2 separate regions of the Homo sapiens genome follow, and region 1 is linked to region 2. Evidence: chromatin contacts called from ENCODE Hi-C data. All regions are on one chromosome and are shown on one strand. The core of a region is the stretch at or near the end of the contact, and the rest is flanking DNA. Distances in the headings are between cores, read along the strand shown. Region 1 holds the start of OR6C75 (olfactory receptor family 6 subfamily C member 75). Region 2 holds the start of OR6C1 (olfactory receptor family 6 subfamily C member 1).

What was found. A loop is a pair of places that touch in the nucleus more often than their neighbours do.
Region 1: a loop to region 2 is called in a map with no recorded cell type, with 2.1 times the contacts of the local background. The contact joins the promoter of OR6C75 here to the promoter of OR6C1 in region 2. A Hi-C loop is called at or near these places in 1 of 168 maps with a recorded cell type or tissue (astrocyte of the cerebellum) and 2 of 37 single-sample maps with no recorded cell type.

Annotation. Positions count from the first base shown.
Region 1 is chr12:55,360,537-55,366,617 of GRCh38, forward strand. It overlaps OR6C75 (olfactory receptor family 6 subfamily C member 75), which reads left to right and starts at 2,439. Exons shown (of 3, transcript NM_001005497.2): 1 at 2,439-2,513; 2 at 3,257-3,346; 3 at 4,340-6,081. The coding sequence starts at 4,575. The coding sequence ends at 5,513.
Region 2 is chr12:55,312,097-55,317,639 of GRCh38, forward strand. OR6C1 (olfactory receptor family 6 subfamily C member 1) reads left to right here and starts at 2,247. Exons shown (of 2, transcript NM_001005182.2): 1 at 2,247-2,503. It also overlaps the pseudogene OR6C5P.

The DNA of each region.
Region 1 (6,081 bases), core at 1,189-3,688, 49 kb after region 2:
ACAAACGACCCTATCAAAAGATGGGCAAAGGATCTGAACAGACACTTCTCAAAAGGAGACATTTATGCAGCCAACAAACATATGACAAAAAAGCTCATTATTATTGGTCATTAGAGAAATGCAAGTCAAAACCACAATGAGATACCATCTCACGCCAGTTAGAATGGCGATCATTAAAAAGTCAGGAAACAACAGATGCTGCAGAGGATGTGGAGAAATAGGAATGTTCTTACACTGTTGGTGGGAGTGTAAACTAGTTCAACCATCGTGGAAGACAGTATGGGGATTCCTCAAGGATCTAGAACCAGAAATACCATTTGACTGAGCAATCCCATTACTGGGTGTATATCCAGAGGATTATAAATCATTCTACTATAAAGACATATGCACACGTGTGTTTATTGCGGAACTGTTCACAATAGCAAAGACTTGGAACCAACCCAAATGTCCATCAATGATAGGCTGGATAAAGAAAATGTAGCACATAGACACCATGGAATGCTGTGCAGCCATTAAAAAGGATGAGTTCATATTCTCTGCAGGGACGTGGATGAAGCTGGAAACTATCATTCTCAGCAAACTAACACAGAAACAGAAAAACAAACACCACATGTTCTCACTCATAAGTGGGAGGTGAATAATGAGAACACATGGACACAGGGAGAGGAACATCACACAGCAGGGCCTGTCAGGGGGTGTGGGGATAGGGGAGGGATAGCATTAGTAGAAATACCTAATGTAGATGACAGTTTGATGGGTGCAGCAAACCGCCATGGCATGTGTATACCTATGTAACAAACCTGCATGTTCTGCACATGTACCCCGAGCTTAAAATATAATTTTAAAAAAGACAGAAAAAAAGTGGGCAAAAGACAAAACATTTTATTTTTTTAACTGATAAATAAAATTGTACATATTTATAGGTTACATAGTAATGGTTTGATACATATAATGTGTAGTGATAAGATCAGAGTAGTTAGAAAATTTGTCATCTCAGGCATTTATAATTTCTTTATGTTGGGAACACTTGTTTATTCATTTTTTAGAGACTAGGTCTCACTCTGTTACCCAGGCTGGAGTGCAGTGGCGTGATCACAGCTCACTGTAACCTTGAACTCCTGGGCTCAGGCAGTCCTTCTGCCTCAGCTGCCTGAGTAGCTGGAACTACAGGTGTGCACCACCACACCTGGCTAATTTTTTTCAAAAAATGTTTTTAGAGACGGGGTCTCACAATATTGCTCAGAATGGTCTCAAACTCCTGGCCTCAAGGGATCCTCCTGCCTCTGCCTGCTGAGTTTCTGGGATTACAGGTGCAAACCACCATACTTGACTGCATTGGAAACATTCAATATCCTCTTTCTAGCTATTTGAAACTGTATAGTGTATTATTATTAACTATAGCCATCCTACCATCGTATAGAACACGAGAGCTTATTCCTCTTACCTAGCTGTAATTTTCTTGAGATATGAAAGTCCAGGGGAAGCAGCAGTGACCTATCCCCTGAAACAGAGGTGATGAGTAATACCAGAAGCAGAAGCTCCTGTGAGAACAGGTTCAAGATATCCTCTGACAGGACAGTTATGGACATAACCCCTGGACAAGGAGCACAGCAGGAAGAACTTTCAAAGGACCTGTGAGGATGCATGAAGTTAGCACCTCAAGGAAATTCATATGTTACCCAAGGACATTAAAGGAGAGTACATTCCTATCTGGGGACATGGACATTTGAAGTCTTTAAGTGTTTTTTTTAATGAAGGTGCAACCTTATTTTATACCTACAAAAAAATGTAGAATTTTCACACTTTTCTGCAAGAAGTAAAAATTATGCTAAGAGCTATCTTTATCATCTCTGCATTCTCACAACCTAAGGCTGAGCCCAACACATTACAAGCTTTAAAAGGTAAATATTGAACGAATAAATGGTAGTGATTATAATCACAATCTTTCTATGTTGTCATCAATGGAAAAATTTAAAACCTTAAACACAAGTCTGACATCTTTTATGATGTGGAATAATGGAGACCACTGGCCCATTCTAAAACATGAGAACGAATTCTTAACATTTCCCTAAAATAGAGAATCAACTCATTCACAGTTTAGTAGTTTACCATTTAAAGACTACGAATCTTTTTTACTTCATTATTTATTTTCTTCTATTACTGCAGTTTTAGATTATTATAAAAATGTAAATTCTTCTTTATATTTTTCTGCTCCAATTTCAGGCTTCTGTATCACCTAAATATTTTATTCCAAATTGTATACCAATTTGGACTATTATTTAGTGGTTGGTGTCATGAGAACGCCAATCTTCATGGTACCTTTTATTTGTTCATTTAACTAATCCCCCTGAGTCCATTGTAAATACAGTAGATAAAATCATGGCTAGCCTGAATAACATTGCTTCTGCACAGAAGATCATTTCTTCTTACCTATCAAGCTCGGAAAGCCACTACATTAGCCTTCATTTCAACTAAAATTTGTATCAAGGTAATACTTTTTAAAGCGGCGATAGGTAGGATATCTTGAGACTTCAGATCCTTGGTGAAATTTGGGTTGATGTATAAAAATGTATTTATGTATGCCCTTCTTGTAAACGTTATAGAGAAGCTCTTGAAATTGTTCTTTATTATCAATATTTTGGATATTTTGTTACAAATACAAGATGATAGAGGAGAAACAGATTGCAAAAGCTCTTGAAAAATCCAACAGCATTTATGTTTAAGCAATGAATAAACCTTTTGAAATAAGATACACTAAACCATTCATATTTACCATAAAAGTATGTTTTTTCAGGAATATAATTTTTGCTTTAATAGCTTATATTTATGTTTTATATAAATTCAGTTATTCACATTATATATAAGTAAAATTAAAGCACACAATTTAAATGAAATATATAAAGAAAAGATAATGTAAAGAATATGATATCTTCTGTCCACTAAACACTTCTATATACCATTATCAGGGACATGTCTCTGGATGACTGAGTTGTCTTTACAACTCAGTCAATTATAAAAAGTAGATTATAAAAATTTGAATGAGGATGGAGAAGGAGATGCTCTCTTTTTTTCTTTTCTTTTGAATAAGCATATCTTTCTCCACCCTCATTCAAAAGAAAAAGAACAAAACAGATGAAGAGAAAAATAACAAAAAATTTTCAAAGACTACCATAGTATGCTGGCTATGAATTCTCATGAGCTTCATTTGAAAATGCCTTAATCTCAGAAGTTTTAATTTCTTTTTTCTTGTTTTCAGGGAATATACTGAAACATTTAGAAGACAGAGATGTATTCTGAAATATATAAAAATATAATGAAGGAAATACAGAAATAATTGATTTATAAGGTAACAACAGAATTTTTAAAATGTATTTGGTATCTATGTACTACAAAACCATTTTTCTCTACAAGCAAAAAGCAACAATGAAGTTTTTTAAAGTCCTTTTTTTTTTTTTTTTCCGAGACGGAGTCTGCATATATTGCCCAGGCTGGAGTGTAGTGGCACAATCTCAGCTCACTGCAACCTCCGCCTCCTGGGTTCAAGCAATTCTCCTGCCTCAGCCTCTGGAGTAGCTGGGACTACAGGCGTGCGTCACCATGCCCGGCTAATTTTTTTGTATTTTTAGTAGAGACGGGGTTTCACCATATTGGCCAGGCTGTTCTCGAACTGACCTCAGGTGATCCATCTGCCTCAGCCCCCCAAAGTGCTGGGATTACAGGCATGAGTCATTGTGTCCTGCCTAAAGTTAATTTTTTTTACATTTAGTTTCTTTTCCTTTTTTTTTTTTTTTTTTTTTTTTTTTTTTGACACGGAATTTCACTCTTGTCGCCCAGGCTGGAGTGCAATGGTGCGATCTCAGCTCACTGCAACCTCCACCTCCCAGGTTCAAGCAATTCTCCTGCCTCAGCCTCCCAAGTAGCTGGGATTACAAGCCCCTGCCACCACACCCCGCTAATTGTTTGTATTTTTAGTAGAGACAAAGTCTCACTATGTTGGCCAGGCTGGTCTCGAACTCCTGACCTCAGGTGATCCATCTGCCTCAGCCTCCCAAACTGCTGGGATTACAGGCATGAGCCACTGCGCCCAGCCTACAGTTAGTTTCATTGTGTATATTTAAGGTATATAACATAATCTTTCTATATGTGTATATATAGAGAAAGGATTACTACCTCCAAGCAAAATTATTCTATCCATCACATCCCATAGTTACCTTCTTATATAATACATTACTAACTGTAGCCTTTGTGCTATACATTAGCTCTCTAGATTTATTCATCGTACATAACTACAAGTTTAAACCCTTTGAAGATATTGAATATATATATATGTATTAAATAGATAGATGCATCAGCGGATAGCTAGACACAATGGAATGTTATCCAGCCTCATAAAAGAAGGAGATACTGCCACACTGCCATTTGTGACATTACGGATGAACCTGGAAGGCATTATGGTAAATGGAAAGAGCCAGACAGAAAAAAAATAATAATTTTCTTTACTGGTGTCATAGTTTTCTGGTTTCTTCACCTATTTTACAGCGAAAATACAGAATACTTTTCTAAAGAAAAAAATAATGAGAAATTCCACAGCAGTAACAGACTTTATTCTTCTTGGATTGACAAGTGACCCACAGTGGCAGGTTGTACTTTTCATATTTCTTCTTGTTACCTACATGTTAAGTGTGACTGGGAACCTGATCATTATCACCCTCACCCTTTCAGATCCCCATCTGCAGACTCCCATGTATTTCTTCCTTCGGAACTTCTCATTCCTGGAAATTTCATTCACGTCTGTCTGCATTCCCAGATTCCTTGTCACTGTTGTGACAGGAAACAGAACCATTTCTTATAATGGGTGTGTGGCTCAGCTATTTTTTTTCATCTTCTTGGGGGTGACAGAATTTTACCTTCTGGCTGCCATGTCCTATGACCGCTGCATGGCCATCTGCAAACCTCTTCATTACACAATCATCATGAGCACCAGAGTGTGTACCCTTCTTGTCTTTAGCTCCTGGCTTGCAGGGTTTCTGATCATCTTTCCACCAGTAATGCTTCTGCTGCAGTTGGATTTCTGTGCCTCCAATGTAATTGATCATTTTATCTGTGACTCTTCTCCAATGCTGCAGCTCTCTTGCACAAACACTCACTTTCTAGAACTCATGGCATTTTTTTTAGCTGTGGTAACACTGATGGTCACCTTGACATTAGTTATTCTCTCCTACACAAACATCATCCGGACAATTCTGAAAATTCCTTCTATGAGTCAAAGGAAAAAAGCCTTTTCCACTTGCTCCTCCCATATGATAGTTGTCTCCATCTCTTACAGTAGCTGTATCTTCATGTACATTAAGACTTCTGCCAGAGAAAGGGTGACTTTAAGCAAAGGAGTAGCTGTGCTCAATACCTCAGTGGCTCCTCTCTTGAATCCCTTCATATACACACTGAGAAATAAGCAAGTGAAGCAAGCCTTCAAGAGCATGGTCCAGAAGATGATTTTTTCTTTAAATAAATGAATGTGATTATGTAAAAAATGTACCCCCAAAGGCAAAGCTGAATGAAAAACTCTCTACCCTTCTCTACATGAACTCTTTCTAAACACCTTATTTCACACTTTTAGTTAGACATAGTTACATATCATCAACACTTCTTAATGAAATTAGCCTAAAAACCAAGATTTAGCTCTTCTAAACTATATAGAAAGTGTTCGCTCTCTCACCTATGTAACTAAATTTTAGGTAAATTAATAATTACTATGGTTTATTGAGGGATAGCATTGGGAGATATACCTAAGGCTAGATGACGAGTTAGTGGGTGCAGCGCACCAGCATGGCACATGTATACATATGTAACTAACCTGCACAATGTGCACATGTACCTTAAAACTTAAAGTATAATAAAAAATAATAATAAAATAAAGGCAAAATAGATTCTTCATTCATAAAATAGAGGTAGCTATAAATTAAAAACTTACTAAAACCACATTCAACTATGAAATTAATTTTATATGAAATGTTTAAACTATGTATCTTAATTAATATATCTAAAATTTTTTCTTCAATGTCACCAGGAAAAACATGTTAT
Region 2 (5,543 bases), core at 997-3,496:
AGACCATTTCCTATAACAACTGTTTAGCTCAATTATTTTTCTTCATCTTCATGGGTGCGTCTGAATTTTTTCTTCTAGCTGCAATGTCTTATGATCGTTATGTGGCCATCTGCAAGCCTCTCCACTACACCACCATCATGAACAAGAAAATTTGCACCCTGCTTGTCTTTAAGTTCATGGCTGGGAGGATTTCTGACCATTTTTCCACCACTCACGCTTATCCTCAAATTAGATTTTTGTGCTTCCAATGTCATTGATCACTTCTCCTGTGAGTATTTCCCCATTTTACAACTCTCATGCTCAGACATATGGCTTTTAGAGATTATTGGTTTTTACTTTGCCTTTGTTACTCTGCTGATCACCTTGGCATTAGTAATTCTGTCCTACGTATGCATCATTTGCACTATTCTGAGAATCCCATGTGCCAGTCAGAGGAACTTACTCCTCTCATATGATCGTCATCTCCATCTCTTATGGAAGCTGCATATTCATGTATGTCAAGCCTTCAGCAAAAGAAAGAGCATCATTGACCAAAGGAGTAGCTATTCTGAACACTTCAATTGCCCCCATGCTGAACCCTTCTATTTACACCCTGAGAAACCAGCAAGTAAAACAAGCTTTTAAAGATTTGGCTCACAAAGTAGTGTTTTATAGAAACAAATGAAAAGTATGTACTAACATGAATGAATGTCATCGTAAAGATTCAATAAAGGAAAAGTGAAGTTTTAACTTGTCCACTATCCTCCTATACCCATCTCAAAGCTACCAGAAATGCTGAGTTCATTTGCTTCAGTTTTCTTTTTAACTTGAAAGTGACTGTGTTGTGCCTTCCTTTAAAACTATCTGTAGGTTCCACGTAACCATTGATTTCCAATTTTGGTTAAAAAACCAGTGGCTATAAACATAAATCACCTTGTTGATTATTCTGAACAATACAAATGGTTCATACCATGGTTACTTAAAGAAGTAAACACTCTTTTAATCAACTTACTCTTAAAATTTCTCTTCTTGGTTACTCACATAACAATTTTTTCAAATGTTCTATATATATGATATATGAAATAAATTACTATCTGCAACAAACCTTTTTTGCATGCAGTATCCGTCCAATTCTTCCTACTCATCTGATGGACTTGGGTATTTATTTTCCTACTCACAAGTAATTTGAAGTTCAAAATATACTCTATTTTCTAGTTATGCTGAAGGTACACACTATGTCTAATTTATATGTTCTCCTTATTCATCATGTCTTTGTTTTTGAAAATGTATAAAAAGATAAATATTTAGGCAGCCATCATTGCTCTTAGGCACCCTGAGAGTCTGATATAAACTTCCTAAATAATAATAGCTCCTCTATAGAGAGTACTTACTCTGTTCCATATGCTGGGGTAGGTATGTTCTATCTCATATCTCATTTAATCTTTATAGCTACATGCAAAATAGACGTGGTTATCTGCTTTGTATAAATGTGTACATTGATACTCAGAAAAGTTGTGTAATTTGCCTAAGGTAACTGAGTTATAGTACACAATATAATAGTATATTTTAAAAAACAAACCAAAAAACTAGTCTTTGCTCTATTTTTACACATAGTGGAAACTCTGCAAGGACTTGCAAATTTTGCATAGCTTTTACTAAGAATCTGCACAATTTTATTGTCTTGTTCAGTTACATTATCTCATTTGGGCATGATTATACTATTATAGTCTAGACAGACACTAACTCCTAAAAATATATTTGGTATATAAATTGTAACATTAATCAATCAAAACAAGAAACTCTTCAACTGCCATTGCTGGTGAGCAATACAGTGAGCAGAGAAAAGTGTGAGCAGTATTACAGTAGTAAAAGTTACTAGAAGGCAGATTAAAAATAATGGGGTAGTAGTTTCCCAGTTTTACAAATGGCATGGAGTATTGAGTAGAGAGATCTGCACTAAGAATGAAGATATTTGATTGCTATCTCTGTATGCCATATAATGTCAAGGGAAAAAAATCTTCACACTTAGTATTGTTTTTGTTTGTTGTTATTTTCTTTTCTGTCTCATTGGACACTGTGCCCCAAGCTTCCTTTTCCAATTTAAATAGTAATGTGTATTATGTTTTATATTCCCTAGTGTTTTGTGTACATTTCTCTTCTGGCAATTTTGATTCACTGAATTAGTCCCCTTGAGCCAGTGGCAGACAGACTAGATGAAACATTACGTACCTCGTGGCATCTAGTATCTATGTAGAAACCATGCCAGACAGTTCTAAAACACTTTCAGATACTTTCCCTATTTTATATTTTTGCTCCTTTCTCACTCTCTACTATCAAAGACACATATTCTGTCTGGATAAAATGGGAAAATTAAGACAAAAGATTGAAAATAGGAAGAAAATTTCTTCAATGAGAAAGTGAATGTTTTCAGAAATCCTGGTTTTACTGGATAGCAATGGCATTTGCTAATATCTCTACTATTCCAGCCATTCTGAATGTTAGTGAAACTATATGAAAATCAGAGGTAAGTAAAACCTGTGGAAGGCAATGGAAGTCTCTCAAATCATAGCATTGAATCATTACTTAACAGCTCAACTTTTAATCAAAGTAAATAGGTATTATACTTTGAAACTTCACATAATAAAATGTATAAAAAGGATTAGCATGTCCTATTATACCAGTTTATTCATTCTCTAATAATTAAAAGCAGGAAATCACTATCTCTGTCTCTGTGTTTTTAATCAAATATAGCTATATAGTACTGTGCTTAAGAGAAGAGGCTAAGTCGTCTGAATTATACTTAATGTTTGCCTAGCTATATGAATTAAGTTATATAATTTCTCTGAGCCTCAGCTCTTCTTTTCAGAATAAGGATAAAATCTTCAGTTATGTTATAAAGTCTAAATGAGATAAAGAAAAAAAGTCCCTAGTTCAGAATAGATACTGCCTTTAATAAATCACAACTACAATGAATATTTTCCCAAATTAATTTCCAATAAAGGAAAAATAAATAATAAACTATTCCTAGAACCTACTAAATGCTGCATGATTTATGGAACACTTATTTATAGTATTTCAATTAATTCCCAAAAACATCCTTGAAATTTCAACTCTGTTTTAAACAGAGAAAACTGAAATTTAAAGACATTAAGTAACTCACCCAAAGTCACAAATCCATTAAATGTCTCATTCATATCTCTCTAACGTTAAAGCCTATATACTTTCTGTGATAATAAATTGGCCTTATAGGTCATAAATAAGAAATTAACAGTGTGTTAATACCACAGTTTTCTGTTAATTTATGTCCTTTTCCTATCTTGTTAAAATTATAAATGGCTAGTTAATGAACTGAAGGAATGAGGTTATGAGTGTTTATTTTCCAGAAACCTTTACAGAAATGAGTGTTACTATTTATGAAATTAAGTGTGATTTGGTGACACCTCTTTTCCCTTGATTTGTTTCTATACACACTTGTATGAAGGTTGAGAATTAAACCTGCCCATCATTATCGAAAGGAAGAAATATAAATTATTCCTATTTCTCCGGGGAAATAGTCATCTAAAATTGTTATAAAAACAGTAAAAAACAAATTTAATAAAATAATTATTTCAAGCACTCAATGAATTTTCCTGAAGAGCCACTGTTTCATTCAGGCCTACAGAATTTCTCAAAGTAACCCTTGTGTCATGGCCCACAGCCTAGAATAACCGAGCAGTACCAAAGTGTATTTCAGCATAATTATAAAACTGAGCTATATATTGCCCACAACATTGAGCTAAATAATTTTCTTTTTCATTAGTGTATTAACCTAAGCTCTAAAGTTGAAAAAAAACACAGAGTTATATGAGCAATATAGTTTTTGAAGATACGCTCTGCAAAATTTTTTCAGTGATCTCTATTAAGGTGAAGAAGAAAGAACTGAGTAAACACAGAAAAATTTAAAAACTAGATTTTCAAAGTATTTGCATTACTAAGGGAGGGCTCAACTCAGTGTAATTTAATACCTTATTAAAAAGTACATACACACACACACACACACACACACACACACACACCCCCCGAGAGAATAATAAAATAGAGCCAGTCAGTCCCTTATCTCAGTCTCTTAAAAGCACATACCTAGATTCTTCAAACTGATTTAGTCTCTAACAGTCCCTTTCTTACCAGGCACATCAAATAACTGCCAATATTTAACCTAATTTATTTAAGGGGTCATCGTTAATATTTACCTGATGGCAGAGCAAGATATAGGGTTGTTTCTAGAAAGCTCTGAAGATGCTTTGTAACCATTTTATTTAGTAAATATTAAATATCACCCTTAATTTTCATTTTAAATGGCTCAAATAATTTGTTGCAGGAATCTTTAGAAAACAAGTAAGTAATTTTGTTGAAATGGTGGAAGGAAATGAAAACAACCTAAGCCATATTCTTCCAGGAGAAAATATGGATTTGCATTCAGATATAAAAATCCAAGATAACTAATTAAATGCTTGGACCTATTCCTCATTATCTATATGAATACGTCCTGAGATCTTTTAATTCTCTAGGAATTCATTGCAACTTGTTAAACATTGAGGTTCAATCCTCTCAAAGGACTATGGATGCTGATAATTTTTATCAAGCTTATTTTATATTGGCAACTGAATACAATTCATTAAACTTTCATAAACATTTCTACATAAAAGCATGATATACCACACCCAGTTCTTGTTATTGGATCACATGCTACTAGAGTTCCTTTAAGCCTGTTTCCCTAGTCTTTGAAGACCAGCTATGGAAGTGTCTATTTTTTTTGTGAAGTCTCTCATGAACCCTTCAAATAACAACTTATATCTTCCCTCACAGCTTTTCCTATGTTCCCTCACAGCTTTCATCTGAAGCAAAAGAATGAGTCATGGTATTATTACTGAGTAAAGTGTTAAAAAAAATTAGCAGGGAATTTAAGAGGAAAACAGATTTACAAAAAAAGTTGAAATAAGGTGAATAATACAGTGCATTGATACATTATTCACTATAGACCAGTAATAATATAATATATATTTTTTAAAAACTTGAGTCTCTCATGTCAGTAAATTGTTGAATAAAATTGAATCTTCAGATTGAATCCAAATCTTGTATATTTGGTATGAATGTATTTTGTGACTTCACAGTGTTATGAAAAGCTCATGCTTTTAATGAAAAATAAACCCTGATGAAATAAGGATGATGTTGCTGGAGCTGGAGTAAAGTGAAATGAAAGGATGAATTGTAAAAAAATTTAAACCCAGTAATTCAGAAATAATGTTTCATGAAGTTTTCTTTAAACTTATGTATCAATAAAATGTGGTTCCCTTTTCATATCTTTTGTTTTAAATTTAGCCAATACGGTGAACTTGATCCAAATATGTAAACACAGCTCACAAGGTAAGACATGTAAGAAAATACATCTTGTAAAACAAAGATAAAAAACTAAGTAAGATCCAGGCTAGAATATCAGCATAAAATAGCAAACTGCACTGATGGCAGTGTGTGATTCAATAACAAACTCAACTTTAATTAATTAATTAATTAACTAGATGAGTGTT